Linked DNA regions of Mus musculus: all the other regions are linked to region 4. The links are chromatin loops, found by intact Hi-C in ENCODE. Cell type or tissue: heart. All regions are shown on one strand. Links, peaks and the distances in the headings refer to the core of each region. The heading gives the core; the rest is flanking DNA.

Region 1 (4,485 bases), core at 269-4,268, 61 kb after region 4:
AAGTTAATGATGGGTGCTGGGAAAGAAAAGCAGACATCCTTACCCCAGCTCTTTTCTGCTTTTGTATGGGTCTAGAGCCTGAGAGGGGCCGGGGAGGGGTACGAATCCTTGTTTGGAGAGGGCACTGGGCTACAGGCACTGGTGAGACCTAAAGAAGGGTTCCAAAGGAGGGGGCAGACAAAGATACCACTCCTCACCTCAACCCTCAACTTTGGCTTAAAAAGAGCCTTGCCTTCCCCAGCTAAGGAGGGGGTGGGGAGGAGCAGAGATGGGAGGTCAGGCCACCTCCCTCTCCATTCCAGTCCTTTCCAGCTCCGAGGATGTGGGGAGGGGGAAGGCTTACAGGGGATTTGAGTCTGGGCTGAATTTTAACACTGAAAAAGACCAGAAAAGTTAATGGGCGGGAGTGGGGGGAGGTGCAGAATACACAGTGAGCGGCATAAACAAACTCCGGTGAACTGCACCAACAGGAAAGGTCTGGAATGGCCGGCAGAACGTCCGGAAGTGCTGGAGGGCTGCGGGCCCAGGTGTAACTCCCCCCTTCACTCCTGAGCTCTGGTGGCCAGCCTGGAGCCTAGCTTCCACCGTGGGGGGTCTCTCTTCACTCTCCTCAGTTCCAGGCAGGACAGATCCCAGAGCGGCCCACCCCCCTCCTTGAAAGGATAGCTGGCCCTCTTCTTTCAAAATAGCTGTATTGACTTGTGGCCTTCTGACTCTAGGAGACATTTCCAATGAGCAAGGGGAGGCTAGGAGGTGGGGTGGGAACAGATAAGAGTGGACAGAAAGCACTGGGTTGAGAAGTCCTTTAGATGGCAACACCTTGCTTTGCTTTCCTAGGAGGGTGTCAGGGGGAGGGCCTGCTGCTCTGGGTCCAACAGGGAAGCTGCAGCAGGCTAAGCTCAGACCTATTTGCAAATTTCTAGCTCTTCTGAATATATCGTATTCAGCTAGCTTGGGACTTTTCTGGAAGACAGCCTTCTGCTAGGCTTCTCTGGCCAGAAGAGAAGATGGGTCCCAGAGTTCTGAAAAACATGTTCAATGGTCAAACCAACAGCATGTTCTGTTTCTGCATTTGTTGGCTTTAGCCTGCCTCTCTTCCTTTGATCTATGAGCTCAAGAGTATGTGTGGGCTCCCATTTCCTCTCTGAATCTTGGTTGGATCTAAGACCATTTGCTACCCCCGGTCTCTTTTTGGTAGCTCTCAGCTGCACCCAGGGCCATCACTTCCACACAACAGGCTGCCTGATGGCTGAGAGGAAACCATGGCAACAGGAGGCAGAGAGGATATTCCCATTACCCCTTAGAAAGGGCAGCCAATTTCTGGGACCTGAGCCCATTTATTCACTACTTGTGTACTTTGCGATGCATTTCAATTTTGGAGAGATGGCACTGAGAGTATTGGGCCTGAGTAGGGAGACAAGTGGCATGCTTTCCTTTTTCTCCAAAGAGCACTGAAGTACTGCCTCCAACCTCCAAGGCCATTTCTGAGTTCATACATATCTCCAGAGGACAATCTGATCCCCTTTTCAGACAGTCAAGGGGAAATGTATTAGGGGTCACTGGGGACATTCCTCACTACCTGAACTCTTCTGAACAGGTTTCTCTTCTATTTCCAGCACGAGGACCCTTTTAGCGCTTTCAGGCCAGGTGCTGCTTGTGATTTCCTGAGGCGTTGGGGGTAGAGGAAGAGAGCATTCCTATGAGTCAACACTCTAACCGCCTGTGCCTAGGGTGCCCCACCACACGTGTGCACACGCAGCTGGGTGACTTTGGGTCTAGACAACTCTGCCCCCTAGTGACAGGATGAAACTAACATACAGGCCAGAGATAGGGGAACAAACTACCCCAGCAGCTAGAGCTCACTGGAATTCCCTAGGGGGTCTTTGAAAATAAATCATATGGAGAACCAGACTAGGATCTTCATCTTCTTGATGTTGGGTGGAAGGAGAAGCCACAACTTGCATAGTGAGAATTTTGGTTTCTTTCTTTCTTTCTTTCTTTCTTCCTTTCTTTCTTTCTTTCTTTCTTTTTCTTTTTCTTTTTTTTTTTTTTTTGGCTTTTCGAGACAGGGTTTCTCTGTGTAGCCCTGGCTGTCCTGGAACTCACTCTGTAGACCAGGCTGGCCTCCAACTCAGAAATCCGCCTGCCTCTGCCTCCCGAGTGTTGTGATTAAAGGCGTGCGCCACCACGCCCGGCTCGAATTTTGTTTTCTTTAAAAAATATAGAAATATTATGGGAATGTGCTTTTGTTTAACCCCAGGTGTGGGATAAAGAGATGCTTCAGACTGTCCACAGCAGCTGACTGTGATTTGCCTTGTGCTCTGGCAGGGGTGTAGTTTTGCCACCTGCAGAGAGTTTCTGAAAAATGTGTGCCATTTGAAACTCTGGGGACTTTTCCAAGGGTATGTAAATGCCAGGGCCCAGAGAGGGAGGGCGGGTTGTTGTTGATTGCTGGTGGTTGCTATTAAGTAGTTGTGCACAAAGAAGAAATGAGATATCCTGATGATGAAGCTCAAATTTTCCCCAAGGAGCTTGATGCCCTTAATCAGTAGGGTTAGGGGGTTGAAAGAGGACAAGACGTAGTGAAGGAGGATGAAAGAAAGGAGAACTCATCTGCTGGGTGGAAATCATGGCTACTAGACCCCAAGGATGGTGATAACCCCAGGGGAAACACTAACTTCTCTTCAAAATACATGTCAAAGTTCTCTTTCCTGCAGCCTGTCTCAGGCACTGTCTCCTTAGCTCACTCAGTTGCCGTGAGGAGGGGAAGTGATCTCCTGGGTTGTTTGCTATAGGTCAGGGAGCACTGTGTACCAAGAAAGTGGAAATCCTGATCCTATGGCTGTGTGCCAACACCTACCTGCATGAGCTCTTTGGGCCTCCCCCAGATGTAACATGGTTCGTCCAACATATTTTTGGTTAACTTTTTGTTTTTAAATTATACGACATAGAATGATATGAAGATAGTGCAGGCAGCTATGTACCCTTTGGCCAGTTTCTCCCAGTAGTGATATCTTTTTGTTGTTCTTGTTTTGACACAGTTAGTCCTGGATGTTCTAGAACTCACTATGTAGTCTAGACTGGCCTCTTTGCCTCCCTAGTGCTGGGATTAAAGATGTGTACCACCATGCCTGACTAGTACTGATATTTTACAGAACAATGTACAAATCAGGTTCCAGAGATTATTGTCCTGGGACTTCACATAGTGCTGCTGAAGTTTGTGTCTGGTCCTCATTCAAAATAACTTCCTTCTAAGGCTAGAACTGCCATAGGGGTCCCCACTGAACTCTTCCTTTAAAAAAATGAATCCATGGCTGTGTGTGGTGGTGCATGCCTGATTACAAACTAAGTTCCAGGACAGTGAGGGCTACACAGAGAAACCCTGCTTTGAAAGACAAAGACAAGATAATAACCCGTCCACTGCTGCCAGAGTCACTATGCAAGTGTGTAATAGAGAGCTGGGAGAGAAAGAGAACCAAATGGTTTGTAGCACCATGAAGAGAGGCAGAATAGGAGCCCAAAGGGTGACGAGGAACAGCCTGGTGTGAGTGGCCTGCCCCTCCACCTGAGGCCATGGTGAAGTTCTGTTCCATATTGTCACTGAGGACCATGTCTGGGTCAGTGGCTATGTAGCAGCAGGGGCCTGTATTGATGTCCATGGCTTATGTTACCAGTAAAGGCCGTGCTGCCTGGGATCATTTTGATGTTCAAAGGCTTGTAGAGCTGTTTCTACCCCACACTGGCTGCAGCACTCCCTGCTCCATGCCGGGGCAGCAGAGTAGAGCTGGCCTTAGTGTGATGGAGGAGGGTGGGGTGTGTGGGTGCTGGGGGGGGGGGGGAGGCAGCATCACAGCACTGTGGTGCACTGATGAGTGAGCCTGAGGGCATGAGCTTGGGAGGAACTGGCTGTGACACTAGTCTGCCAAGTGAGGGCATGGGCAATCGAGAGATGCCCTCCCACCCCCTTGCTGCCTGCAGCAGGTGGAAGAACTTGCTCCAAGGTATTGAAAGTAGGAGAGGACTGGGCAGTGGTGGCGCATGCCTTTAATCCCAGCACTTGGGAGGCAGAGGCAGAGGCAGGCAGATTTCTGAGTTCAAGGCCAGCCTGGTCTACAGAGTAAGTGTTCCAACTCAGCTACTACCCAGGTCCAGATCCAAAACTTTGAGTTGGTCTACCCCACCATCTACCCCATCTATGAACTGCTGCAGCATGTGAAAGGGCTGGTCCTACAGATCCAAAACTGCAGGATCTCCATGACATAGGACAACAACAGGATGTCTGAAAGGAGTCCCAGTGAGGTTCCAGTATTGATAGTGTAGCAAAAGCCAGAGGCCTCAAACCGGACCAATTCCTCATTGCAAGTGGAGATATGTGGACAAAAGGGGATACTGTGTGACACACAGTGACACACTACAGCTTCCTCCATGAGATTTAAAAATTTTTTAATTTAATTTTTTTGTGGGTGAGATTGCAAGGATGAAGGA
Region 2 (4,485 bases), core at 273-4,272, 83 kb after region 4:
TCAGAACAGATGATGCGGGTTCCCAGGGCCTTTTCTGAACCCCATAGCTCAGCATAAAGGCAGCCTGGATATCACACAATTGACACTGACATCAGGCAACTTTACACAGCATCATCAGGGGTTGGCTTTTTAATACATAGTGGCCATTTGCTCTATGTGTATGTCTACAACAGAGGATGACAAGAAGCCCATGAGCATAGCTGGACACAGCTGACCTGCTTCAGTCACAATACTCCACATTTTGATTACTTATTGAAGAACACAAAGACCCTCAGCAAACCAAGTTGCCCTTTTGCTGTGGTGGTTTAAACAAGGACATCAGGGAACAATTTACAAATGGGAAACATTCTCAATATGCCCTTTAGAAAAAAGGGATGGCTTTATGTGATCTGTAGCTGGCATTTTAAAGTGGAGTTTTCTGGTAACCAAAATTCTTTTTCCCGAGATGTGACTACTCCTGCTTAGGGGTGACATGGCATTGGTGTGACCAGTGGGAACATAGCAAGTTTCCATTTGACTTTCTGTGGATGCCAGAAAGCTGAGACAAACTTTTAGTGGTGTGTGTGAGTGGGGGGGGGGGGAGTGGGACAAACACAGCTCCTGTCTCTCTCTCAATTCACACCTGTCTCCTGGCAGACAAACCTTGAGCTCAAGTGACAGGCATATTTAAGAGTAGTGTGATATTCTAGACATCTTCCTGAAAAGTGTGACATCCATAAGTTCAGAAGGTGAAGAAACCTCAAGGGCAGGATGCTACCTATTTCACCTCCGTTACAGTGGGTGTCCAGATTCAGGACCTAGGAGCATAGAGGAGAGTCAGCTTTCCACTAGGAAGGAGTCATCAGCCTGGGCTTCCCTGGAGGGGCAGCAGACATTAGACCTCTTTCCTCTGCCTTCTCTCAGGCTATCACTCTTTCTAGGAAAGCAGGCTTGGCACAATGGGTGCCCACACTGCTGGGACAGGCTCCTGGAAGACAATATCTCAGGATTCCCAGACCTGGCTTTTCTAGTCTTACCTGTCTAGGTGGACCCAAGGCCGGCTGACTGACCCCGTGCTCAGTCCTCACAGGCCCAGAAGAGGCCAGAAAAGAACAATGGCAATGTTCTGTTTCTATAGTTATGCCTTCTGGGTTGGATTTGTCCTGCGGGCAAGAAGACCTGGGCTGGAAGCATGCTTTGGTGGGTGACACACCCACGACCTTGCAGACACGCCCTCGCAGACACACCCACGCCTTCGCAGACAATGAGGACATCCAGTGAGGACTTGCTGCCCTTTGCCAAAGCACACAGTACAAGTGCAGAGGAATAAACCTGGACCGTCCTTTCCTAGCATCTGTCTCTGCTCCATCACAGCTCTTCCTAGGGTTCATCATGTTTTTAAACTTGGAGTATGAAAACAGAAAGCTGCCAGCCAAAAATGAAGGTGTTGGAAATGAAGTGGAAGGAAGCCAAAATCAAAACTTGCCTTGCTGCACACTGGAGGGGACCACTGTCATCAATACTTTGGTATTTTCCTTTTAAATAAAAATGCCGTTGAAAAGTCCTTCTCCTCTACGGGTAGAGGTCTCAAAGCGCAAAGGTTCTAAGTGCAAGGCTTTACACAACACTCCCCAGACTGCCTCTTCTGGAATCTCGGCAGGGTCAGGTATGGAGATCCTCGGGTCAGGGGCTGAGGAGGGAAGTACAGTACCAAGAGGATGTTCTTGCAGTCTTGTTCCCTGAAAAGAGCCTTGCTACATTCAAAAATGAAACCTCAAAAGGGAAATGCCTGGTGAGAAGAATAGAAATATCATGCCAATAAATAGTTCCTTATTCTTTAAATATGGATTTTGTCACATATATGTATATGCATATAGACACATACATATAGACACACGCACACATGCGGTCTGCAGATGGGTCTTGTGTGCTTTGCAGTAGAAGGTACCTTTACAGGTGGCTCCCTCTGGTGGCCGATCTGCGCAATGAACTCCTTCTTGGTTTTGGTATACTTTTTTTCTTTTTCTTTTGATATGGGTATAGCAAAGCTCCAAATAGGCTCTGGTAGCCCCTACCGCATTGCACAGCCCAAATGGTGAACACATGGTAGAACTAGTGTTCATTAAAAACAGAAGCATCAGTAGAAAAATGGTGGGAAGCGCATCTTGTCTCATGCTCCCTTTTTCCTTCACATTGGGCGAAGAACCTCCCTCCCTCCCTCCCTCCCCTTTCCTTCTTTCTCCTTCCCCCACCTCATGGGAACTTAGTAAGAAGCCTAGTAGACTGTGTCCTTATTGAATTCAATTGGCTTCCTGAAAATACCACATAAGTAAAGTCTTTAGCCATGTTAGTCATTTCCCTCTTTGGCAGGTGTACAGGTTCCCCTCTGGGTGCATGTGTGACTGCGTGTGTGATTGTGTGTGTGTGTGTGTGTGTGTGTGTGTGTGTGTGTGTGTGTACATGTGCTGAGAAAAGTTTCGGTTAGAGGGATGTCTCCATGCTGTGGAGTGGGCTCCCGGGCCTGGAAGAGAATGCTGAAGAGGTAGCTGACTTGGTGGCATGCGTGGTCAGGTAGATGCCGCTGTCTATGGCGTTGTTGTTCTGGTTAGGGGGTGGGGGAGGTGGGGCCCTCAGGCGCTCTTCGTTCTCATCCACATCTGTGTCATCGATGAGCGGGATATTGTGGGTGTAGTCATTGATCAAAAACTCGGGTGTTGCCATGAAGTTATGGATGCAACTCTTGGATTCTGGTTTCTCCAGGCCTTCATAAAGCGAGCTACGGAATGCTTTCACCACCCGGATCTGAAGTGGAGGGGGAGGGACAGAGCAGAGCCCACATGGGGGAAGGGAAGAGGAAAAGGGAGAGGAGAAGGGAGGGAGAAGAAAGGAGAGGAGACAGTCAATGGCTAGCTGGTGCTGGAAAGTTGTGCCCACATCAGCGGCTGGCACACTGCCTGATGAATATTTACACGCTGGGGGACTTGTAGGGAGTGAGATGGCTTTGATGGACTGTGCTAAGAGTTTACAGGTCTGGGCTTTCATGTTGAAAACATCCCTGATTTGGGTAGCTATCCTGGAACAATGGGCTTATGCCTGTTCCCTTCCTGGTTCTTGCTCTGAGAACAGGACTGGCTTACGTGGCACCTGAGGTATTTCCTCTATATGAATTGCAATTTGGTAAAAGATAAATATACTGAGATTCTCCAAAGAATGTTCTGGTGGCCATTTCTGCACCTACATCTTAGTCTTTCTTTCAGGGGCATACCACACACTTGTGGTACATATCCATATCCATACATATACATATACATATACATATACATATACATATACATATACATATACATATACATACATACACATTCCCATTTCTGAAAACGTCTCAAGCCTCCCTAACACTGTTCCTGCCTGGCATTCTTTTACTTTACCAGAGGCTCTGAAATCACTTCCTGTACTGCTTCTTTGTCTTGGAATGTCCCAGCTCTGTCCTGTCCCTCTTATTCTTCCTCTCTGCCCACAACTCTGTATAGTGCTAGAAAGCTATGTAGGTATTATAACACTGTCTCTTTTTCAGAGCTCTGGGTCTAAGAGCCCACTGGCCCTAACCTGGAGGCCAAGACTGAAAATGGCCACACGGGTTTGCGTGTACCAAGCCTATTCTTACTCAGCTGTCTTGGTCTACCAGTTATCTTCATAGTCTTCTGCCAGCTCTGTATCACAGCTACATGTGTCTGATTTGGTCTCATTAGATACTTGGTGGCCTCAGCAGCCCTTTGCAATCTAGCCTTCTGTCTGCTCTCCTCCAAAGCACCTCTACCCTCTTCCTCTTCTTTGAGCTTCTATTCAGACAGCTTGTCCACATGTTCCTTATCTACCCCACTCTTGTTTTCAATTCACATCAGTATTATATTTTCCAAGGAAGTGCTTCCCATAATACTTGGACCTTCCCACCACTATGGTCATGTGCCCTGAGCCAAACTCACATTCCCTTCAGCCACCTGCACCTCCTGCAGGGCAGTGCCTTTAGAACTTGCCTGAGAATCAGCCTGTCCCTCCTCTGGATTTCCCATGTTCACTCACACACTCCAGTCTCATCTTTTCAAGCCACAGAGAAGCTGCCTCTCTGATCTCTCCCTGGCCCCACATGCTGGATTCCTTTGTGCTTTTAAAACCAGAGGTCAATGAATAGGCTTCTGCTAGATTTTACACAGGCCAGTACCAGCACAGCTGCCCATATCAACTGTCCCTAGAAACACAAAGCTAGCCATGACGGCCTTCTGGTAGTGTAGAAGGACTACCAATTCTCCAGGAGGACAACTGGGTCCAGTTAGTTCCTCCCTGTGTGAGGCAGTGGCCACTTTATCACTTCTAAGTTATTTCAAGGAGCTAGGGTTTGGTTTTCATGGTTTCAGTAATGTATTTATAAACTCTGGCCAAAAGGTGAATGAACCCTGGACCTCTTCTGGTTTTGTAAATAAAGTTTATTGGCAAGCTGCCATGCCCAGT
Region 3 (4,485 bases), core at 235-4,234, 650 kb after region 4:
AGTTTGTCTGCAATGTCCTCTCAAAGGTGGGGGCCACAGGAAAGACAGTAGAAGGTGTTGCACTCATCTCTCATCACTACTCCTGTCTCTTTATTTTATCATCTTAGAACCTCCCTGCAGTGCTCTGGGAACTCCTGAGGTAAGGACAGAATAAAAACCCATTATCAGTGACTACCATCCCTGGGAGGCTCTAAGCTGGCAGAACAAAAAGAATGTGCGATGGCCATGCTTTTCAGGGACTAGGTTGTAAAACTAATTGAAGTTTTCAGCCTCAGGTAAGAGGATACTAAACTCCTCTGCTGGTTCCAGCTCTGCCAGGAAGTAGTGCTGAGTAAACAGAGGCAAGGTTCTTCAGAAAGAGCCGCTCGGAGGCAGGGCAATATGGGGAAACCCTGGGCCTTGAAGCAGGGCAACTGCAGTTTCAGCTGTAACCTTTATAGGTCATGAAAAAGATATTGGTCAAACCCTCACAGGATGCCTTTCTGTGCACTATAACATCCTGAAGGGAGTATCTTAATTTCTTGCCACTCGGCCTCAGCTACTGCTAAACTGGAGTGGGGAGAGAGAAGGAGGCCCATAGGATGTGATATCTGTTGAATTCTCTGAAGCCTTCACAGACTCTGGTAGCTTAAGGCAACCACTGCCAATTTTTGACCTAACTACATACTGCACAAGAAGACAATGCCACTTTCTACGCAATGTAATCTGCTGCCTGACCACAGTTGCCAGCACTGAGTACATGTCTAACACTCACCTTCGTGTGTCAAATACAAACTAGAAAAAATCCACACTTGCAACACAACAAAGAAGAAAACAATCTAAGTCTTAGATTTAACATGTGATACCAAAACTTTGAAGGAAAAAGGTAAGACGGTGTGCTATCAAATGACTGAATAAACAACAAAAAAAAAAATTGGCAGAACTTTATCTATCTTGAAGGTTTTATAAAGGTAGCATTTGATTACTGAGGCTATGGAGCACTCACAAAAAGGGACCTATCATGACTGCCCTCCGAAGGACCCAACAAGCAGCTGAGTCAGATGCAGATATTTGCACCCAACCAATGGACAGAAGCAGCTGTCCCCTGTTGTTGAATTAGGGAAGGCTGAAAGAAGCTGAGGAGAAGAGCGATCCTGTAGGAGGACCAGCAAGTCTCAATTAATCTGGACCTCCAAGATCTCTCAGACACTGGACCACCAAACAGGCAACATACACCAGCTGATATGAGGCCCCCAACACACATACAGCAGAGAACTTCCAGGTCTGTGTTCATTCAGAGATGATGCACCTAACCCTCAAGAGACTGGAGGCCCCAGGGAGTTTAGAGCTCAGGTGGGGTGGGGTAGAGACATCCACGTGGAGACAGAGTGGGGTGGGGAGGAGGTATGGGATATGGAGCAGTTGGAGGGTGGATGGGGGGAGCAGGGAATGGAACATGGAGTGTAAAAAATAAATTAAAAGTAAAATAAAATAAAATAAAATAAAGAATAAATGTAGCATTTGATAATATTTTGTACACACTCCTCAGTGTCCTGCATGCTTTACATATGTAAACCCATTTAACTCTTTGAACTGTCTATGGTGGAAACTATTTCCATTATTGTTCATGTAAGAGCTGAGTGATCCAAGGGTCCCATAAAGTTACCTTGGGCTTAAATTCAAGCTCAAGAATCCCTGCATTTAGTCCACTTTGCACAATCAAATGAACACTGGGTAAAGCTCCTAAGGCTTCTGACATTTACATTAACTTTGTCACCTGGGTCTGTCCTCAAGCCCATCAACCACTGTTTATCAAAGGAAAGGGGACTATCCTTGGGTTTGGTCACTCCTAAGTAGGCTACTGTAGTCAACCGCCCTCTGACATTACTAGTAGGGGGATGGGTAACGGGAGTGCACTGGCGCAACAGGGACCATTTGTGATCCTCCAGCGCCATCTCGTGGCTGGAGCTAGCACTGCCTCAGGAGGAGCCCCTTAGAAGCTGGTCTCTGGAGCAGCCATTTTGTACTCTCCTTTCATAGCGGGCACCTCAGCCTGAGCTAGCGGCTGCAGGAAATGGCCGCGCGAGTAGGTGTATTCTTACCCTGGAGCTGGCTAGCTTACTCATGCGCATGCGCCCCCTCCCCCCTTCCCTCCCCGCCCCCCCCCCGCAGGAGCGATCCAAATCTGCCTGCGCAACAGAAATCTGCTGCAGTCACGGGTGCATGCGTCCGTATTCGTGGTGCCTGTCTGCGGCAGTCTGACTAGATCTATGCTGACACACTCCTCAGTGTGTGTGTGTTCCCCCAAGTGAACATAAGTTGCTAGAGCAAGGCTTGTCAATATTAATATTAACGTTTTTGTCTGGATAATAATACTGTGTGTGTTGAGAATGAGGCACTAATATCACCTGTCACTATAGGTCGTTTAGCAGCATCCATGATTTTTAGCCTTTAGAAGCCACCCTCGGTTGTGGCAACCCAAAAAATCTTCGGTTACTACTGTATGACGCAAGAGGGTAGGGGTGGGCAGGACAAACCTCTGATTGAGAGCTGCCATCTCCAGTGTATACTGGAGAAGAGAGGAAATTGAAATGCTTAAGAAAAACGCTGGAGACATACCTTCAGGAAATTAAACAAAAATCTCAAGAACTCTTGTTATTAATATTTCCCCAGATGAAGGGCTAGAAAGATGGTTCAGCAGTTAAGAGCAGTGTGTACTCTTTAGAAATCTTAAGTTTTATTACAAGCACCCACATACAGCTAGAAACAATCTCTAACTCTAGTCTCCGAGGATCCACTGTCCTCTCTCTACTGGCCACCACTGACGTGGCAAATGGGTGGTGTGCAAAAACATACATGTGCAGGCAAAACACTTATACATATAATTTTTTTAATTTAAATGGGAAAAAAAACAATCCAAACATAGCCAGTTATTAAACAGTGTCATCAGAAATGTTTGCTTTGATTTTTCAAACGGGTAAATATTAGAGCAATGTTACTATCTGGGCCTGAGCTCTGCAGTAGGGCAGATTTAGAGTTTATTCCTATTTGCTCATCACATGTGTGGACCCAAGTTTTCTCCTCTATCAAATTGCACAATCAGAAATCTTTCTTGGCTTGGGGAATAACACCAGATTAAGTACACCAGCTGGAAGGAGACATTAGCCTTCAAACACATTTCATCAACTAGCTTGCTCAAGTTTCTCAGAAGGTTTCTCCTTGAGGCTGTTCATTAGCTCTCAGCTACCACGGGTATGGTTTTGGATAAATCACTTAACCTGTTTGTTTCCCCATTTACCCATCTCACAGGGTTATTGAGGCAACTGTAAAGTACATAAAAACAACATACTGTAGCTATCATCAGCTATTATTTTCCTCAGTTCTAATCGTTAGTAAAATTTAAAAGAAAAAAAAAGGTGCATAACAAGGCCTGTAGCTTACAGATCCATTTTCCACACCACCTCCCAGCATATGATTTAATGTAAAAGGTGACTGTAGTGTGGTGTTAAAATTCAAATACCTATTCATCTTTAAGTCTATAAACCACAGCCGTTCTTCTTTGGATTAAAACCTGATAAAATTTCATTATATGGAACACGGCCCTGATCCAGTCTCCTCACTCATTAGTCTTCAACTACTCTATGCTTTGGAACATGTTAAATCCTAGGTCCTGATAAGAGATCCTGTCTCACAAAACACGATGTATGGTGCCTAAGGAATGACACTAGAAGTTGATCTCTGGTCTTGACACACATGCGCATACACAAACACACAGACACACATAAACACACACACACACACACACAGGAGCATACCCATGTGAACATACACACAGACATGCATACACATGTACACCCACATATACATACAAAATCAAACTTCAAACTAGTATAAGTGAGATAACTGTAACAGACTGCACTAAATCCTACAAATCTAGAAAGATACTTCATGTTATTTTGCAAATGAGTTTAAGGTTTAGCTTCATGTAAAACAAATGGAAGGATGATGCCAATGAACAGTCCAAAAGAAAGCCACCAGAGCCAGACTAGATCAGATGTCTTCTACAATAGCCAATAGCACTCTGAAACAGTTTGCAGCACTGTGGTACAGGAGAAAGAAAAGGCTGGATAGGGAGTCCCCACTGCCATGCAGAACTATAGGAGCTAGAGACAGGGGTTTCGGCTTAATTTCAAGGAAGTAGAGAGCCATTGAGAAGTTGAAAGAGGGGGATAAACACATTGTGGTTTATTTGGGAAAGATCTTTCTGATGCCTGCAAAGATAGCAAAAAGTTACATTAGTAGCAACTCAAAGAACCGAGTCCCTGGCCTAATGGCCTTTCCCAGACCTCTTCAAAACAGAGATTACCGAGGTGGGGCCTACTTTATCTGTCTCCAGGCACCCGCTGCAACTAGGTAGATTAGTGAGAAAATGAACCTGCTGCTGGGAGAACCAGCTGGGAAAGCACCTAGAAAAGTGTCCTCAAGGGATGGATCCACGTGGGGTGG
Region 4 (4,485 bases), core at 172-4,171:
TGTGCTTTGCTGACTGTGGGTGGTCCTGCTTGTGTTGTGGCCCTTTAGTTCCTCCTTTTCCTAACCAATAAAGACAAACAGAACCATGCTCTGGTGCTGAACTGGGTGTGGGATGAGCATGGGGTTGTGGGTCACCTCAAGGAAGGATATGAAGGAAGCAAGTCCACTGCCAGTGGGTCTGCACTGGGTCTTGTGCTCTGCTTCTTGTACCTCTCCTCGCTTCGATCATGGCATAGGCACTCTGGATTATTCAAGTACTTCCTGATTCTGACTGTCAGAGTGCTGCCAGCAAGAGGCTGCCTGGCTGGTTGCTCTGGGCCTGAGAGAAAATGGACACCAGCAAGGTCTACTGGGCTGCCAGCAGGGGGCAATGGCAGGAGGCATAATTCAGCAACAGCAATCTGCTCCTGAGTCCCCATCTTGGGCTGGAAAGGTCTTGAAAGTGACCAGAGTTCGGGATATTTTCCTCCACTGCTACTTCTAGTGACCCTATTTGCCACCAGTAGGCCAGAATTCCAGAAGCCTGTCTTGCTGGGCTCAGTCAGGGGTAGGTCTCAGCCAGAGTTTAATGGAGGCTTTCCTTCCTCTTTCTCTCTTGCTCTAGCTTCTAGTGTGTGAGGTGGATGACAGAGCCTGATTGGGCTGTGTGTGTGAGAAGTGTCATTTTGTCAAATTTTTGGATTCAAAGGGAGGCACTGAGACCCAAGAGAGTGCTGGCCTGGGTTTCTGGGCCAGAGACTACTCTGGGTTTCAGGATTGGAGCCAGGTGGTCTAGAAGCAAGTGGACAGCTTCCTCCTCTGTCCTCATGGTCACCTCAGGCCATTCTGTGCTTCAGGCTTTGGACCATGTATCCTGACATGTTTGCCCAGTGTCCTGACCCTATAGGGTCACTGGAGGGAAACCTTAGACACTTGGTACCAAAAAATGGGCTCAGCATCTTGACTTACTCACCTTCAGTGACCTGTTCTTGGACCTCGTTGTCTTTTGTCACCTTTTCCAGTCTCTTTTTGGATGCCCTATGTACGTCATCTTTTCCTTCAGTCACATAGGACACCTATCCATTCTTATTTTGTTGAAGCAGTACTGATTGAACTTCTACTCAGCAGGGGGAGGCTCTTAGTGGGTGATGTGGGTAGGTTTTTTTTTTTTTTTTTTCGAGACAGGGTTTCTCTGTATAGCCCTGGCTGTCCTGGAACTCACTCTGTAGACCAGGCTGGCCTCGAACTCAAAAATCCGCCTGCCTCTGCCTCCCAAGTGCTGGGATTAAAGATGTGTGCCACCACGCCCGGCTTGATGTGGGTAGTTTTTTTTTTTTTTTTTTTAAGATTTATTTATTTATTATATGTAAGTACACTGTAGCTGTCTTCAGACACTCCAGAAGAGGGCATCAGATCTCATTACGGGTGGTTGTGAGCCACCATGTGGTTGCTGGGATTTGAACTTCGGACCTTTGGAAGAGCAGTCGGGTGCTCTTACCCACTGAGCCATCTCACCAGCCCGATGTGGGTAGTTTTATGGGGACAATATGAACAGGAAATAATTCTCCTAGATTCTCTGGTAGCCTTAAATATGAGCATCAGAGCCAGCTTTCCAGAAAGACTCATCACTCAGTCTAAATCACCAGCTCCTTCAGACTAAGCATAGGGCCAGGTCACTTCTGAGCCCTTGACACAGATCGGCCTTGACACAGGGTGCAGTACGGCCTCACCGCCAGCAGGTGATGCCACAGACACATGTTTAGGCATCTGTGAGTCACTTCTTAATCCTTCAGTACCTGAGGCGGCGGCTCAAATCCATTCCTTGCCCACTGGGCCCCCAAATCTTACCCTAGATAAGTTTTAGCTGGGGAGAGAGGTCCATCCTGAGTATTTTGGAGTGAAGTGCCAGGGACAACCCTGCGTCATACAGAGGTAGTGTGTCTTCTATCCTTCCCAGATCTTCCCATTGTAAGAGGGCAGTTTGAGAGAGTAGGGCTTTGGATCACCTAGCAGAGAGACTGACTGTCTCCTCTGCGTGTTACTGGAAGGCAGGGTACTGAGACAGCATTGTATTGCTGGTCAACAGAGGAGGGAGCCACACCAAAACCTGGAGAGGGACAGCCTGCGGGCAAAGGTGCCACTGACGTGTTCTCCAAAAGCAACATTCTCGCTCAGTTTGGGGAGAGAGCTGGCTGTAAAAGTCAGGTGACGAGGCTGAAGAGATTGCTCAGTGTTAAGGGTACTCACTGCTCTTCCAGAGGACCAAGGTTCAAATTCCAGCACTCACATGGCAGCTCACAACGGTCTGTAACTCCAAGATCTGATACTCTCACATAGACATCCATGCGGGCAAAACACCAATGCGCGTAAAATAAAGGCAAATTCATTTTTTAAAAAAAGTCAGGTGCTGTAAATCAGGAGCAGAGTCCAGTCTTTCGGGGACAGGCAGGGACTCAGGGAGTACCTCTTGTGTGTGTCACAAGAGAACATTGCCTCACCAGATGTTGACCAAACAGGACTTCTACAAATGTGAGTGGCAGGGCTTTCAGAGACGCTCAACTCGTGGCAGAGTGAGAATGTAAAAATCATTCTCTCACCCTCAATCATCCTGCCTGCCTCTGGGTGAGGAAGAGGCCTTGCTTGGGACATAAGGATTGGGTAACTGAAGAAAAGGAGAGTTCTCTCTAGCCCCCTCTTATCAGTGTTTCCAAGGAGAAGTCTAGATTTCAGTTTTGACGTTAAATGATTTTGTGTAACTGTCACCATCTTCTGTGACTTCATTTAATGTCCCTTAAATGAAACCTGGGAAATCGTCTGATTGTGGTAGAGGTAGTGATAAGATCTGGACCTTATAACATCCCTCTAGAGTTTAAGGTGAAGAGTGGCCCAGAAGTGGAATAGGAATGGTGACTGGGAGATAGGCACTTCTGGGTTCATACGAGAGGAACAAGGCACATGATACAGGGTTACCTGAAGTGGGATTCAGTTAAGGTGGGCTGACAGGAGTGGATCATGGGTGAGTCAAGAATGTAGCCAAGAACCCAGGAAAGAGCTAAGAATGAAGGTCCCTTGGACAGACAGTGACTGAGTTGGCAACACAGCCACAAGTTCCTTCCTGCCAGGCATATATGTCCAAAGAGTGTATTGCAAGCACATTCTCTACCCAAGCCTAGCTTTATCCAGGCCTCCTATCTCCATTCCTAACCTCAGGTGAGAACTTTATGTGTGGTATGGGGATCAGACTCAGGTTGTCAGACTTCGATGGCTAGTGCTTTCACAAACTGAGCAAATTGAGCAAGTTTCACAAAGTTGCCAGCCCAACAAAAGTACTTTTAAAAAAAGTACTTTTCAATATGTTCAGCGCTATCTGGCCATTCTGGTCAGTACTAAAACCTCACCCTCAGGTGTCCTCCCTCACTATCTAAGGAGATTTTGACAGTTCCCCTTGTCTAGGGAGCTGTATCTTACTTACCTTGAATGATCCTTTGAGCAGAAGCCCAAGTGCGTTTTGCTAGATTCTCCTTGCAGAACTTTTATAAATATTTAAAAAATATTAATTTATGTGTATGAATGTTTGCCAGCATGCATATATGTACACCATGTGTATACCTGGTGCTCTCAGAGGCCAGGAGAGGGTAAAAGATCCCATGAACTAGAATTATAGATGGTTATTAGCCATCATTTGGGCACTGAGAATTAATCCCGGGTCCTCCGGAAGAGCAGTAGCAGTCAGTGCTGTTAACCACTGAGCCATCTTCCCAGACTGTTCTTACAATTTTTTTTGGCATGCTGCTTTATGTACTTTTCAGTTCTGCATTTCAGGTTGGTCCAATGCTTTATTAAAAATGTAGTACTAGGATTAACTTTGTCTTAAAATCCACTTTGTCAATATTAATATAGCAACTACTACGCTTTGTTAATGTTTTCCTACTAGTTAAAAAAAATCCTTTTCCAAGATTAAAATTTGTTATGGGGCTGAAGAAATTGCTTAGCAGTTAAGAGAACTGGCTGCCCTAGCAGAGGATACAGGCTCAATTTCTCGCACCCACAGCTGATCCACAACCATCAATAGCTCCAGTTCCAGGGGATCTAACACTCCTTCTTCTGGCATCCTAGAGCCCTAGGCATGTATGTGGTGCACATACATAAATGAGTGCAAACTACTCATACATAAACTGAATACATCTTTACAAAAAAGCTGAGAGCCAACCAGATCTATACATTGAGACTCTGGAAATAAAACTTACATTTTATTGAGATAGACTTCAGTCACACAGTACAAAATTGACCATTTAAAATGTAAAATTTGGTGGCATAGGCCTATAATCCCAGAACTTATCCTGGGATGCATAAGATATTGCTTCACTCTCAGCCCCAATATCATGTACAGTTCAATGAGTTTCACAACAATCACTACTGTCTAATTACTACAAAAGGAAACCCCATACTCATTAGCACTCATGCCTCCCCCGTCATTCAAGGGCATTTCATGGCTTTGATTTGCAT
Region 5 (4,000 bases), core at 1-4,000, 200 kb after region 4:
ATTGACATGTGAGGCAGTGTTTGATGTGCTAGGGTACAGCAGTGAACCGTGCCACCCTCATGGAACTTATATGTTAGATGATGGGAAGCAGAGATGATGAAGAAGGAAGGCTGCAAGCTACCAGTTAAGGGAAAGGTGATACAGAGGGTTGGAATAAAGGTGATTTTATTGACAGAAGATGGCAAGAAGGGTAGAACTGAGCTCTGCAAGGGAACAGCCAATGTACAAGGACTCAAGTGGGCTATGCTTGGCAGCTTTGAGGAAGAGTAAGGAACAAAGATGGCTGGGTAGAGAGGATAATGAGGTATCGGAAATCAGTGGGGGGGATAGGGATAGGTCCTTATAGGTCATAGAGGGTTATTGGCTTTTCTTCCAAAGAAGGCTTTGCCCTCCATTAGGTTCATCAGGCTCCCTGGGGATGGATACTGTAGTGAAAATATGAACACCCAGGCAGCAGCTCTTACAGTAACTGAGGCAAGATATTGGGGAATGAATAGGTTAAAAGGTGTGCTCTACTTGATTTGTTGAGAGGAGATCAGAAGGATCAGAGGGTTTAAGTGCTGTGATTGAAGCAGGCTGGCTTGGAGGCGTATTGGCATCTGAAGAGTATTCCCAGGGCCCCAGAATTGTTACACAGATGGTCTGACACTACTTCCAGTGGGTCTTTTCCAGCATGTCCTATATAGGTTTGTACTGCTCTGCTCCTGCTGAGGCATAGCCTGGCCTGAGATGGGGTGAAGGTACTGCTCTAACACTGATGCTGGTCCAAAGCTCTCTAACCTTTGTTTATATACTAGATGGCCATGTAAAAATGTGCTAGATACTGCAGAAGATATGGCGAGGTATTCCCTATTCCTCGAGGGGGCTTCAGACTCCATATCTGTAAAATATAGCCTAGACTCACTCACCTTCAAGATGGCATGACAGGAGAATGGGCATGAGAGACATTTGGCTCATCTGGTCTTTTGTGCCCCCACCCCTGCTATGGGGAAAAAAGCCTCAGTATCCTATATGTTCTAAGTGCTGGGATGTCTTGTATCCTCCTCTGTTTGGGTGGGTCTACAGTGATAAGGTTTTTGTGTTCTAACAGAGATGTTGAAGCTAGGCCATGAGCTGATGTTTTGTGCACCAGATGACCAGGATCTTCTAATGGTAAGAAAGGAACCTCTTCTGTCTCTGCAGAGGATGCACATGTTGGGTTTTTTGTTTTTGTTTTTGTTTTTTCTGTCCTGGACTGGTGAGAGAATGGGAGCTCCAGAGCCCATGTGGCTGGCAAGACTGCTTCTCTAGGCATCCCCAGGTTAAGCATTGCAAGAAATCTTTCAGGGAGACAAACAATTGGGACAGCTAATGAATGAACCATTTTTGGTGGGGTTGTATTTCATTATGCTGTTTAGTCTCTCTCTAGATAGGGTTTGCTTTTAAGCAGAGCTGGTTCACAGAGCTTGTCAGCAGCAAGAACAAAGAATTCCCATCTCCTTCCTGCCACTGGCCCCATGTCAGCCTCCCTCACTGTAGGAATGTTTGTTACCTTAGTAAGCCAACATAGATTAGGATAACTTTATCTCCCAAGTGTGTATCCAATGGGCTATGCTTCTCTTGTTTTCTGGTTGGAAGTTGTTACATGGTTCTTTGCTGATACTTTGTGCTTTCTGTTTCTTGTTCAGAATTGCTCTTTCAAGCGCTTTTCTAATGATTACTTGAAGCTGTCAGTTCATTTGCCTTTCTATAATCCCTGTATTGGCATCTAATGAGCATCTTTTCTTGTGCAAGTTGAGGTCTTTGTGGTTTTTCATATGTTGGATGATTGTGGTTTTGTCCTGCTCATGTTGACTGTTACTTGGATTTTGTTAAATTTCATGGAAAGTTAAGATCCATATATTCCAGCAAGCTCTAGGTTTGCTTTAGTTTATGCAGCCAGGACCACCCCTCCTCTCTCTCCTGAGCTTCCACTGTCAGCTCATCTTCTTCCCATCTATCCTGCATGCGCCACCCAGTGGTTGAGCCTGGCTTCACACCTGGCTTAGTAATCAGTCATATGCACGCACAGTCAGGGCTGGTCCAGACTTCCAAAACTGATTTTTGGAGTTATTTTCTTCATCTCTTTCCTCTCTGCCATTCTCCCTCTCCTCTCCTCTCCTCTCCTCTCCTCTCCTCTCCTCTCCTCTCCTCTCCTCTCCTCTCCTCTCCTCTCCTCTCCTCTCCTCTCCTCCTCTCTCTCTCTTTTTCTCTCTCTCTCTCTCTTTCTCTCCTCCCCCCTCCTCTGGTTTGGTTTTTCGAGACAGGGTTTCTCTGTGTAGCCCTGGCTGTCCTGGAACTCACTTTGTAGACCAGGCTGGCCTCAAACTCAGAAATCTGCCTGCCTCTGCCTCCCAAGTGCTGGGATCAAAGGCGTGCGCCACCACTGCCCAGCCTCTCTGCCATTCTCTAAGCTTTTCACTTTCCCAGAGCTGTCCTTTTCTATCCTCCAGCTACAGCCCACTTGCACGACGGATTAAGTAACTATAAGGCAGAAAGGAAAAACTATCAAGAGGTTCCTGGAAAGACACTTTTTATCACTGATCAAAAGACCAATGAAAATTTAAACTGCATAGGCGTGTTCCACTCATGCCATGATATCTAGAGTTAGAAGGAAAAATAGCACAGGATGACAAGGATGGGGAGACGTAGGAACCCTCATATATTCCAGTAGGGACACAAATAATACGGCTACTGTGGAAGACAGTTAATACAGATGTACAGAATTCATTGTGAATGTTCATAGATACCCATTAACTGATGAGGTAATTTTCAAGAAAGAAGACGTTGCTGCCACATGTGACAACATAGATGATGTTTGAGGATGTTATGCTAAGTGAAAAGCAGATATTAAAATGTAGTATAAGGTCATAATAAATTGTCACATATTGTAAGATTCCTTGTGTGTGGACTGTTCTGAAGAGGTGAGTCCATAAAGAAAGATAGGAGTATAGTGATTGCTAGGGGCTCAGGCAGAGGTAAATAAGAAATGACTGTATGACTGTCAGTGGGTTTAGAGTTTGTTTTGGGGGTGTTAGAGATGTTTCTAAAATGTGGCTAGGAGACTTGAAAGATGATTCAGTGGTTAAGAGAACTTGCTACTCTTCCAGAGGAGTGGGTCAGATTCCTAGCACCTATATGGTGGCTCACAACCACTTATAACTCCAGTTCCAAGGGATAGAGTGGCTTTTTTTTGGCCTCCTTGGGTACTTCACTCATGTGGTACACTGATATCCATATAGGAAAACAGACACATAACATAAATAAATTTTTAAAAATTGACTATGATAATGACCTCCTGGCTCCCTGACTATTCTAACAATCACTGCACTATACATTTAAAATTTTTAACATTTAATTTAAGTTAACAGAATTTAACACAGTGAATTAAAGTTAAACAAACAAAAAACACTATAGCCAAGTGAAAAAAAAAACCAACAACAAAGAACATCTAGGAGAACAGCAAGTACAAGAGACCTTGTACTGTGCTTGATGCGTTCAGAAACCTGTCAGCAGACTGGTTAGGGCAGAGTAGACTGGAAACAAGGAAAATGAATAGAGCAGAGTGGGTAGATGTGATTGATGGCCTTTGTAGGCTAGAGGAGGCTTTAGCACATACAGGGGGGTATATTGGGAGCTTGGAGCTGAGGGACATGGATTTCTATTTAGTCTGACAGTGATGGCTGTGGCTAATGTGTGGAGTGGACTGTGAGAGACCTGTTGGCAGGTTACAGCAGTGTCGAGGCATGTAAGGAGATATCTCGAATGGCAGTGGTAGTGGGGAAATTGGAGTAGTGGCTAGATTCAGCCGGACCCACTGGATTTGTTGATGTAGTAAGGTATAGGCAGGGACGACACTCAACAGTCACTCTCTAGAAATATCTGGAGAATGAGTTCACAAAGACTTATACCTTATCATATCTCTAGACCTTTCCAGAGTGTGATTATTAGTCTTGCCCTTTGCTGGAGAGTAGAGAGGAGA
Region 6 (4,485 bases), core at 317-4,316, 600 kb after region 4:
AGTACTCTCTGCAGGCAAGCTCTCCTCTTGCAGGGAAGGTACACAGAGGTCTGGTGTTCAGACCTGCCTCCTGGCTAAAGATGAAGGCCCGAAACAGGGCCTGTCCCAGAAGCTGTGTTGCTTCTGCAGTCCACACTCTCACCTAGGCAGACTGGTCTCTGAGGGACCCAGGACCCAAGATGGCTCCCTCACCTGCCCCAGCAGTCCTCTTATCTGTCTTAAACTCAGAATATTAGACTTTTCAGTCCATCTGGGGATTTCAGATTATTACCCTTCATTCCAGACACCGAGGAGAGATTAAGATGAAGGGTGTGACATAGTTTCTCATTGTCTGCTTCCTGTGGGGAGGAGACAATGGTGGATGAGGCTAAGATATAAAGGGGCAAGTTTACTTGATATAACAGGATCAGAGTTTTCAATTGATCAGTTGCAGCAGATTATGCAAAAGCTATAGGTGTGTGTCTTAGTCAGGGTTTGTATTTTTGCACAAAGCATCATGACCAAGAAGCAATTTGGGGAGGAGAGGGTTTATTCAGCTTACACTTCCACAATGCTGTTCATCACCAAAGGAAGTCAGGACTGGAACTCAAGCAGGGCAGGGAGCAGGAGCTGATGCAGAGGCCATGGAGGGATGTTACTTACTGGCTTGCTTCACCTGGCTTGTTCAGCCTGCTCTCTTAGAGAACCAAGACTACCAGCCCAGAGATGGCACCACCTACAAGGGGACCTCCCTGCTAGATCCCTAATTGAGAAAATGCCTTACAGCTGGATCTCATGGAGGCATTTCCTCAACTGAAGCTCCTTTCTCTGTGATAACTCCAGCTGTGTCAAGTTGACACACAAAACATTGTGTATCTCCATTGCACAACACACCCATGGAATAAACCTGAAATCCTATCACAGAGTGGTTTATTATGCACAAATAACTGTTTCACTATCATACCATGAGTCACATCTTGTCTGACTGGTCAGGGTTCTAGCAGACATGATCTGCCACTGGATAACTTCCCTGGTGCCTTTTCTCCACTGGCAGCTCACATAGCACCATCCAGTAATATGATCAATAGAGAGCAATGAGGGTGTTTCCTCCTTTTTGTAGGGAATGATGGCTAATACAGATATGCATAACTGCCCAATGTACTGAGAGTAAGTGACTGGAGCATGCTCAGCTTCTTATCTGTTCTCCAGGCCTAAGGAACATAACAGAAGACAGGTAAGGACTTAAAAGCTAGACTATGGATACCTGCACATGACTGGGCCTTCCAACTTTCCACCGTGGACAGGGGAGATGCCCATGTGGCCTCATTATTTCCTCAGGAGCTATTGGCAATAGTTGTTAGTGAAGGAAGTTTTTTTTTCTCTAATAGGGGCAGCCACTGCTGGGACTTGATGGGAGGAAGGAGTTTGGAGAGAAGGGAAGAGTAATAGCAGAGTGTGATGGAAGGTTGTGTATAGCAATGCAGTGTGTGTGTGTGTGTGAGAGAGAGAGGGGGGAGGGGAGAGAGAGAGAGAGATTGTTTTTAAAAAAATGAGTGGAGGAACTGTCAGGACCAGGTGGGAAGGAGTTCAGAGAGAGGGAAGGAGGGCTAGCATAGTCTAATGGGAAGTGAATATTATAACAGTTTACAATATACTGCCTGGGTATATAACTGTCAAAGGAAAAAAAAACAGGTAGGAAAAAAAAAGCCCTGGCTCTGACAAATTTGCTCTTCCACTTCTGTTTTTACATTTAAACAAATAGAGGCTCCATGACCACTGGGACTAGACAAAATGTGGCTCCACAGCTAGGCCTAATCTCTCTCTCTCTCTCTCTCTCTCTCTCTCTCACACACACACACACACACACACACACACACACACACCACACACACACACACACACACACCCTGACCTCATTCCCAATCCCCCAACCACACTCCACCCCCTGCTTATTAAATGCACAGGGAACTGAACTCCCACAACAGAGCTGGGGCGTGGCTGAGCTGAACTCATTAGTGGGGGATGGAAAAAAGAAGGGCTGTCTTTTTGAGATCAGGACAAGTAATGCAGTTGCTTCAGCAGACTGCCCATGTGAAGAAACCCTGGAGTCCTCCACCATAGCTAACCACCTCCTGAGATAGGAGAAATGGGAGTGGGGGATGGGCAGCAGGAGCTCGCTGGGCCAGCCAGGACCATTTGTGGTCATCTACCACCATCTAGCGGTCAGCCCGGACATTGCCTCAGGAAAGGTTCGGCAGATGCCAGTCTCATTAGCAGCCATTTCACGGTTTGTACTGTCGCTTTTCCCTGGGGTCAGTGCGACTTGAGCTCAAGGCTGCAGGAAATGGCTGCTTGCGCAAGCGTACTCTTACTTAGTCTCCGGCTCTGCTAGCGACTGCCCCTGGTATATTCATGCGCCTGCGCTCATCACAGGCTTGTAGATCACTAAAATTTAGGCTTTAAACGCTTGATTAGTCTGCTATGGAGTCAACACACAGAACACACAAACAGATATATATGTTCTGTTTCTGTTTCTTATGTCTCCGGAATTTGAAAAAACTGGTCTACTCCCCCCACCCCCCATCCCCGTCCCCTTTTACATCTTAAAGTGTGTATTTCCAATGAGATCATGTACACAAACACTATAAAGTGCAAAAAGAAAAAAAGAGAAACAAACTAGAAAGCTATGAAAACAATGTCGATGATGGGGTTTATATGCATATCTTCTGACTTCCCTTTGATATCTTATTTTTTATGAAACAGGTGGTATATGAAAAAGAGGATGCAAGCAGACGCTGCCATTGCCCACCAGTGCCTAGTGCTTAGCATCTGATAGTAAAGGGCAGCATAGTCATTTTCTACAACTTCCAGCTGATAGGAGCTTCACATGAATTTTAAGAGGAGCACTTTTGTTGTTGTTTTTCGAGACAGGGTTTCTCTGTGTAGTCCTGCCTGTCCTGGAACTCACTCTGTAGACAAGGCTGGCCTCGAACTCAGAAATCCACCTGCCTCTGCCTCCCAAGTACTAGGATTAAAGGTGTGCGCCACCACTGCCAGCACTTTTAAACCTATACTTAGAAAACAACCAAAGAAAATTTAAAATCTCGAGCTTGTGACTTTTTGGAATCTCAGTATAACAATAGCACAGAGAGGGAAAGAAATATGAAACATTTTTACATACCTTGTCACCCCCTTTCACTTTATAACCTGCATTTACACATCTTAAACACTTTGTAGTGAAAAAGTAAAACGTAAAAACAAAATTCTAGGCCTTTAGGCCCAGGCTTGGGAATGTGACCTCTGTGACTCAGTGCTCCAAGGTATGCTAATCATAAAACAGATAGCCACATTCCTCCACCCACCTGCTTCCTGGGTTCAAAGAGTGTTCATTCAAAGAATGTGCTATTGTTAGGGGCTCTTAGAAACTGTCTTGAGAGATAACCTGAACAAATACCAGGTATTCCTTGTGACACTTGTGACTTTGCACTTCCTTGTGACTCTTAACTGGTATCTTTGGTATTTTTTTCCAACAACGCCCTCCCCACTTCCTTGAGTTGTGGTTTCTGCCTTTAAATACCCCAGCTACTCAGGGCGCCACGGTCCTCTACCCCTGCGTGGTGTATGACTGTGGGGCTGAGAGCGCTCTTGAATAAAAATCCTCTTGCAGTTTGCAGCAAGACCGTTTCTTGTGGGTGATTTTGGGGTGTCACATCTCCTGAGTCAGAACGTGGGGGAGTCCTCAGATTGTGGGTCTTTCAGTAGACCCACACAGCTTAGAAAGTGTTCACATTCTCGGATCCATATAACTTGTATTTATACACCTTACAGCATTTTTTTCAGAACTTACATAAACTTTAAACATGTTTTTTCCCTGTCCAATTATCTACCACAAGGCATAGGTGGTTGACTACTAAGAGCAGTCACTGCAAAGCAGTTTCCTTTAAAATGAAGGAGAAGTAAAAAGTTAGTTCGAAAGCTGTTTTATGAGTTGATCTCTTTCAGCATAAGGTCTGCCAGCAAGGGAAACTGGGCCTGTGTCTTTCTCAGCAGGAAACCTAGCCGCTCTAGAAACAAGTAAACCCTGTGTGTGTTTGTTTGTTTGTTTGTTTTGCTTTACATAAGAAATGAACTAAGAAGGCAGCTACCAATCTATAGGGCCAGAGAATAGAATGTGTTGTGCTGAATGAAAATGCCTCTCATTGGGGTTGGCATTACTGGAGAGAGTGTATTTATTACCTGAGGCTGGGCTTTGGGATTTCAAGTGCTCAAGCCAGACCCAGTGTCTCATTCTCTTGCTGCTGCCTATGGATCCAGATATAGAACTCTCAGCTATCTCTCCAGCACCTGCATGCTGCCATGTTCTTGTCTTGATAATGGACTGAACCTCTGAACTCGTAAGCCAGCCCCAATTAACTGTTGTCCTTATAAGAGTTGCCTTGCTCATGGTATCTGTTCACAGCAGTAAAACCTTAACTAAGGTAGTCAGGGTTGGCACACACCTTTAAT
Region 7 (4,485 bases), core at 295-4,294, 110 kb after region 4:
CTAGTCATTGGTTCTAAGCTCTTCCAATCAAGAACCTAAGAGCAAGTGACAACATGCAGGGATGCCAGATATAGCCACATGTTGAAGAGGGTGAACAAAGTTGGTTACCTTTAACCAGAGTATGTTTATCAGTGGGAGATGACCGGGCAAGCACCCGCAGCTTGGGCCACACTTTGTCCAGCCGCTCCTGTTCAATCTGGAGGAAATAAGAGAGACATCAGAGTCTAGACTGCAGACAGGCACTGTGGCTGGGATGACTAGGAAGCTAGCAGAGGGATGGGGAAAGCAGAAGCTCAGGACAGAGATGCAGGGAGCTACCTCGCCTTTCTCATTTCGAATTCTTCTGTTGAATTCCTTCCCCTCCAGGCACAGGAAGTCCTCTCCTGGCTGGATGATGCCACACTTAGCTGCAATAGCCCGGGCAGTGTTGATGTTGTCTCCAGTCACCATACGGACTGTGATGCCAGCACGCTGGCATTTTCGAATGGCTTCAGGGACCTGGGAGATATAAGAGTGATGGGTGGGGCTGGCAAGACAATCCCATATTTTGTGTTTGGAACAGATCTTCAGGATCCCAAGTCCCAGCAAATCTATCAGTACAGTGAACCCTATGGTTCCAGTTCAGGGTTCGTGGAGTGTGGTGTGAAGGAGTTCCGAGGATGGTCTACAGTGGGCAGGTACTCTCCCCAGCCCACTAGCCAACTGTCTCCTGCCATCTCCTTCACTGTGCCTGGCCACAGAAATGAGCAGATATATAGACCTAGCTATGAATGTTTCCCTCTCTTGTCTAGTTTGTTTTTGTTTTTGTTTTTTTTTTTTGATATAGAACTCAACTATTTTCCTCAGGAATTAATCTTTGTCTCAGCTGTAGATTTTACACAATCTATTCACTAGAGGATGTGGAACATTACTTGGGGTTACAATGCATGCATTTCTTTTTCAAATAGTATAGCATTCTAGAACTAAGGAGAAAGAAAGAGAACTTCCAAGCACAAAGCACAAAACAAGCCAACAGGGTGGGAAGCCATGAGACCAGCCTAGGGGTTTTAACATCATTCCAGTAGTGGACAGATGGAAAGGGCAGTTTCCAAACATGATATGTGTGGCTCTTCAGGCCCTGGGGATGCAGAAGGGACAAAACAGGCAAGATGGAATAGCATAGGTGGGGAGGAGGGCCAGTTCAGAGTTTGAAGAATTGAATGAGGCAAGGCCTAGGTCTGTGAATTCTTTAGTGAGTTCCCTTCGAACCTGAGGAGGAAAGAATGTAGGAGGTATCTAGATCTAGCCTATTCCCCTGGCCTATGGAGACTAGAGAAGGTAGGGTGGGCACAGATGGACAGAGCAGTTTGGGGATAGCCAGTAAGCAAATAGAGGGTGGTGAGCAAGAGCAGAGGAGTCTCTACTTAAGGCTTTGACAGTGATCCAATAATCAAAGGCAGAACTGTCAAGTGATAGGGAAGGACAGGCCTTGAGCAAAGTCTAGCTGTGATAGTTCACCCTCCCCACCCCCACCCCCGTGTGTGTGTGTGTGTGTGTGTGTGTGTGTGTGTGTGTGTGTGTGTGGTGTCTCCTTATACTAAATCTCAAGAACACATCCTGTTCTCTTAAGGTCTTAAGGTGCTGCATAAGACCTTCAGTAAAGAGAACTTCCTGTCAATCAGGAGAATGAGGCAGCTCTTCAGCTTCATTTCCCAAAGTGGCTGGAAGCCTTCTTCTCTGCTGCTGCCAAGTGACCATAATGAGCCTAAGAGCTAGGAGCTTGGCAAAGGTTCACCCCAGAATCCAGGTGCAGCCACTACTCCAAGGCCTACCCACATATGCAGTCTCTAAGCTCTTAGTCCCCTAGCCAGGTGGTAGGAACACTTCCTCCAAAGGATACCCTCCTTTGTAGAGCAGCCTGTTCCCTCCTTGTCTATTGTGACCCATTCCCTATCTTATCAAGCCCCCCATATCACAGCAGGGAGTAGAGGCCTGTAGAAGTTCCCAGGTCCACTCCAGTCCATCTGCTGGACTTTCTGTGGACATAGTTCTCTGTCTCCCTCTGGTGGCTATCCTGTACTTTCCAGAGCCCAGCAAATTTGACTAAGACCCATGGAGGTTTCCCTTGTGCTTGCCTCAGAATCAGGACTTGATGTCAGGTCTCCCCAGTAACTTTATGGCGGAACTCCCTCTCAAGCACGTTAAGCCACAGAGGAACTGACCTTTTCCCTTGGACCGCTGAAATAGGCTCTTCGTGTCCTGAGTTTCTACCCTGAACTCCCCAAGGTACTCACTGAGGTTGGGTCCTCGTTATATCTTTCTCAACATGTATCTGTGTTTCACATTTTCTGAGGTGAAAATCTTCAAAAATATCACTGCACAGCTGGCTCCAGGGCTCACTCTGCTGCCAGCCCAGTCCATCCCCAACTGAGTACAGGGGTGTTCTGCTGAGAGTGACCCATGTCTACTCTTTACATTCAGGGAGTATTTGTTTTAGAACTGAGTGTCTTTGCTTTGTGATCCTTTATGCACAGCTTCTTTCTCATCCCCTGTCAGAGCCAAAGCTCAGGCTAAAGGGCAGGATCAAGTAGTCTAACATGAGGTGGATACCAACAGACAGGGCTGGGAAGATAGAGGGCCCTTTCACACTATTTTCTTGAGGATCTCCCATCTTTAAAGACCAACAAATATAACCATCACACAAAAAGTGCTCAAGTCAAAGGCTTTAGGGACTTCCCAATGTCAAGGCCACCACAGACATCCCTTTTGATTTTGTGTTTGCTTCAGCCACATGATCCTTGAGATCTACTCCCCCCCCCCCCCATTTTGCCTCTATCACAGCTGCAAACTTCCATAGGTTCCACAGAATTCCCATAGGTCAAGGACAAGAGAGCTTGGCAAGGGGATCAAAAGCACTAAGGAAGCGCCCATGGCCTTGAGAGACTCCAAGTCTCTGTTTTCCATGCTGCTTTATCTATAAATAGGACAGAAAGAGGTGTAAGATCTAGGAAGGTGGGAGAAAGAGGCTCTTGCCATGTGTGTTTGTGTTCCAAGCCTACGGTGTGCAGATCCAGTGTGGAAAAAGCTACCCTGCTACCTACTGGACAACCTTGAACCTGGGGAATAGTTACTACAGCAGCTTCCAGAAAGAGGGCAGCTACCTCAGGTCGCACAGGGTCCTCGATGCCCACAACAGCTATGCAGGTAAGGTCACCAACCACCTCATTCTCATTGTCCCAATCAGGCTCCTGGATAGCAGAGAAGTCCCTGTAGGCAATGCAGATGGTGCGGAGGCCATCACAAGCCATAGGCTCAATGATCTTCTTCACCATATCATCCCGGTCCCGAGGACGAAATCCTCGGAGTTCACCATTGCTGTTTAAGATGTTTGTACACCTGGGGCAGGGCAGGGGTAGTGGGGTAGGTAGGGGCAGGGAGTGAACAAAAGGAAACAGTGCCAGTCATACTGGATTAGGATGGGACCTTAGCCAATGATATTATTAAAAAACCAACCAACCAACAAACACACATACAAAAAACAGGATGCAGAGGTGCGCAGACAGGGGAGAAGACCATGTGATCACAGTTGAGAAACTGGGGGGATGCAGCTGCATACTAGCAGCAGAACTTGGGAGAGGCAAACAAAGATCCCCTCTTCCCACCCTAAGAGAGAGCACACAACTTAGACCACACCTTGACTTTAGGTTTCTGGCCACCAGGAATTTGAGGTAATAAATTTATGGTGTGTGTGTGTGTGTATTTGTGTAAAAGCCAGAATGAACTAGATTATTGTTCTTAGTTGTTATTTGTTTGTTTTGTTTCTGAGACAGTCTCTCCCTGACCTAGAGCTTGCCAAGTAGGGTAGGCTAGCTGGGCAGAGAGCCTCAAGGAACGACCTATCTCTGCTCTGGTTTACCAGGGTTGGAATTACAAGATTTTTACATGGCTTCTGGGCAAAAACACTACCAATTCAGTTGTCTCATCCATCTAAGATTTACATTATCTTAAGCCATCAGGTTTATGGCCATTTGTTACAGCAACCTGTGAACACTCAGGCTAAGGGACCCAGGCAAGAGATGGCAGCCTGAGGCTTACTGTAGCTTTCCTACAGTCTCTTTAGGTCCAAGGAATGGAATGTATGTGAAAGAAACCCCACTTTATGGTTGCACATGGCTGTTGTTCCTGCACTTAAGAAGCTAACGCAGGGGCTGTAGAGCTGGCTCAGTGGTTAAGAGCACTGACTGCTCTTCCAGAGGTCCTGAGTTCAATTCCCAGCAACCACATGGTGGCTCACAACCATCTGTAATGGGGTCTGATGTCCTCTTCTGGTGTTTCTGAAGACAGCTACAATGTATTCATATATATTAAATAAATAATATTTTTTAAAAAAGAAGCTAAGGCAGGAGAACCTGGGAGTTCCAAGCTAGCCTGAGCTACATAGTGGAGAGTCGGCTTCAAAAAGCAAACCAAATGGGGACTGAGGAAATGTCTCAGAGGATCAAGGTG

The links. Hi-C counts contacts between places; a loop is a spot of excess contacts. Peaks named below come from ENCODE experiments on the same cell type or tissue, not always from the same donor. Only the 100,000 strongest peaks of a DNase experiment are listed, where the experiment ranks them.
Region 1: it touches region 4 in a loop (8-fold over the local background); 25 of 42 quality-filtered maps call a loop at or near these places.
Region 2: a loop joins it to region 4, with 9 times the contacts of the local background. A loop is called at or near these places in 29 of 42 quality-filtered maps.
Region 3: it touches region 4 in a loop (12-fold over the local background); 15 of 42 quality-filtered maps call a loop at or near these places.
Region 5: a loop joins it to region 4, with 4 times the contacts of the local background. A loop is called at or near these places in 6 of 42 quality-filtered maps.
Region 6: it touches region 4 in a loop (5-fold over the local background); 14 of 42 quality-filtered maps call a loop at or near these places.
Region 7: it touches region 4 in a loop (11-fold over the local background); 4 of 42 quality-filtered maps call a loop at or near these places.

The regions. Positions count from the first base shown.
Region 1 is chrX:73,590,665-73,595,149 of GRCm38, reverse strand. No RefSeq gene overlaps it. Among named protein-coding and RNA genes, the nearest start is that of Gm52443, 10 kb to the right of the region's middle. In heart, for the core only: a CTCF peak has its summit at 1,808 (motif pointing left); no DNase peak of the experiment used is centred there; H3K27me3 peaks cover 1,409 bases.
Region 2 is chrX:73,568,530-73,573,014 of GRCm38, reverse strand. Atp2b3 (ATPase, Ca++ transporting, plasma membrane 3) reads right to left here. Exons shown (of 21, transcript NM_177236.4): 21 at 1-2,781. The coding sequence ends at 2,461. Among named protein-coding and RNA genes, the nearest start is that of Gm52443, 12 kb to the left of the region's middle. In heart, for the core only: a CTCF peak has its summit at 1,956 (motif pointing left); no DNase peak of the experiment used is centred there; H3K27me3 peaks cover 1,241 bases.
Region 3 is chrX:73,005,781-73,010,265 of GRCm38, reverse strand. All of the region lies in intron 12 of Zfp185 (zinc finger protein 185), which reads right to left. Among named protein-coding and RNA genes, the nearest start is that of Mir2137, 16 kb to the right of the region's middle. In heart, for the core only: a CTCF peak has its summit at 1,942 (motif pointing left); a DNase peak (open chromatin) is centred at 1,965; H3K4me3 peaks cover 715 bases; H3K27ac peaks cover 581 bases.
Region 4 is chrX:73,651,595-73,656,079 of GRCm38, reverse strand. Gm52444 (a long non-coding RNA gene) reads left to right here and starts at 1,436. Exons shown (of 2, transcript XR_003953110.1): 1 at 1,436-4,485. Pnck (pregnancy upregulated non-ubiquitously expressed CaM kinase) reads left to right here. Exons shown (of 12, transcript NM_001199352.1): 12 at 1-88. In heart, for the core only: CTCF peaks have their summits at 363 (motif pointing right) and 1,717; a DNase peak (open chromatin) is centred at 1,719; H3K27me3 peaks cover 1,500 bases.
Region 5 is chrX:73,450,151-73,454,150 of GRCm38, reverse strand. It overlaps Haus7 (HAUS augmin-like complex, subunit 7), which reads left to right. Exons shown (of 10, transcript NM_028633.3): 4 at 1,091-1,152. Among named protein-coding and RNA genes, the nearest start is that of Haus7, 6.9 kb to the left of the region's middle. In heart, for the core only: a CTCF peak has its summit at 1,987; no DNase peak of the experiment used is centred there.
Region 6 is chrX:73,051,810-73,056,294 of GRCm38, reverse strand. No RefSeq gene overlaps it. Among named protein-coding and RNA genes, the nearest start is that of Pnma3, 11 kb to the left of the region's middle. In heart, for the core only: a CTCF peak has its summit at 2,196 (motif pointing left); a DNase peak (open chromatin) is centred at 2,234; H3K4me3 peaks cover 308 bases.
Region 7 is chrX:73,541,076-73,545,560 of GRCm38, reverse strand. Atp2b3 (ATPase, Ca++ transporting, plasma membrane 3) reads right to left here. Exons shown (of 21, transcript NM_177236.4): 12 at 3,141-3,375; 13 at 319-498; 14 at 109-196. Among named protein-coding and RNA genes, the nearest start is that of Gm52443, 39 kb to the left of the region's middle. In heart, for the core only: a CTCF peak has its summit at 2,044 (motif pointing left); no DNase peak of the experiment used is centred there; H3K27me3 peaks cover 533 bases.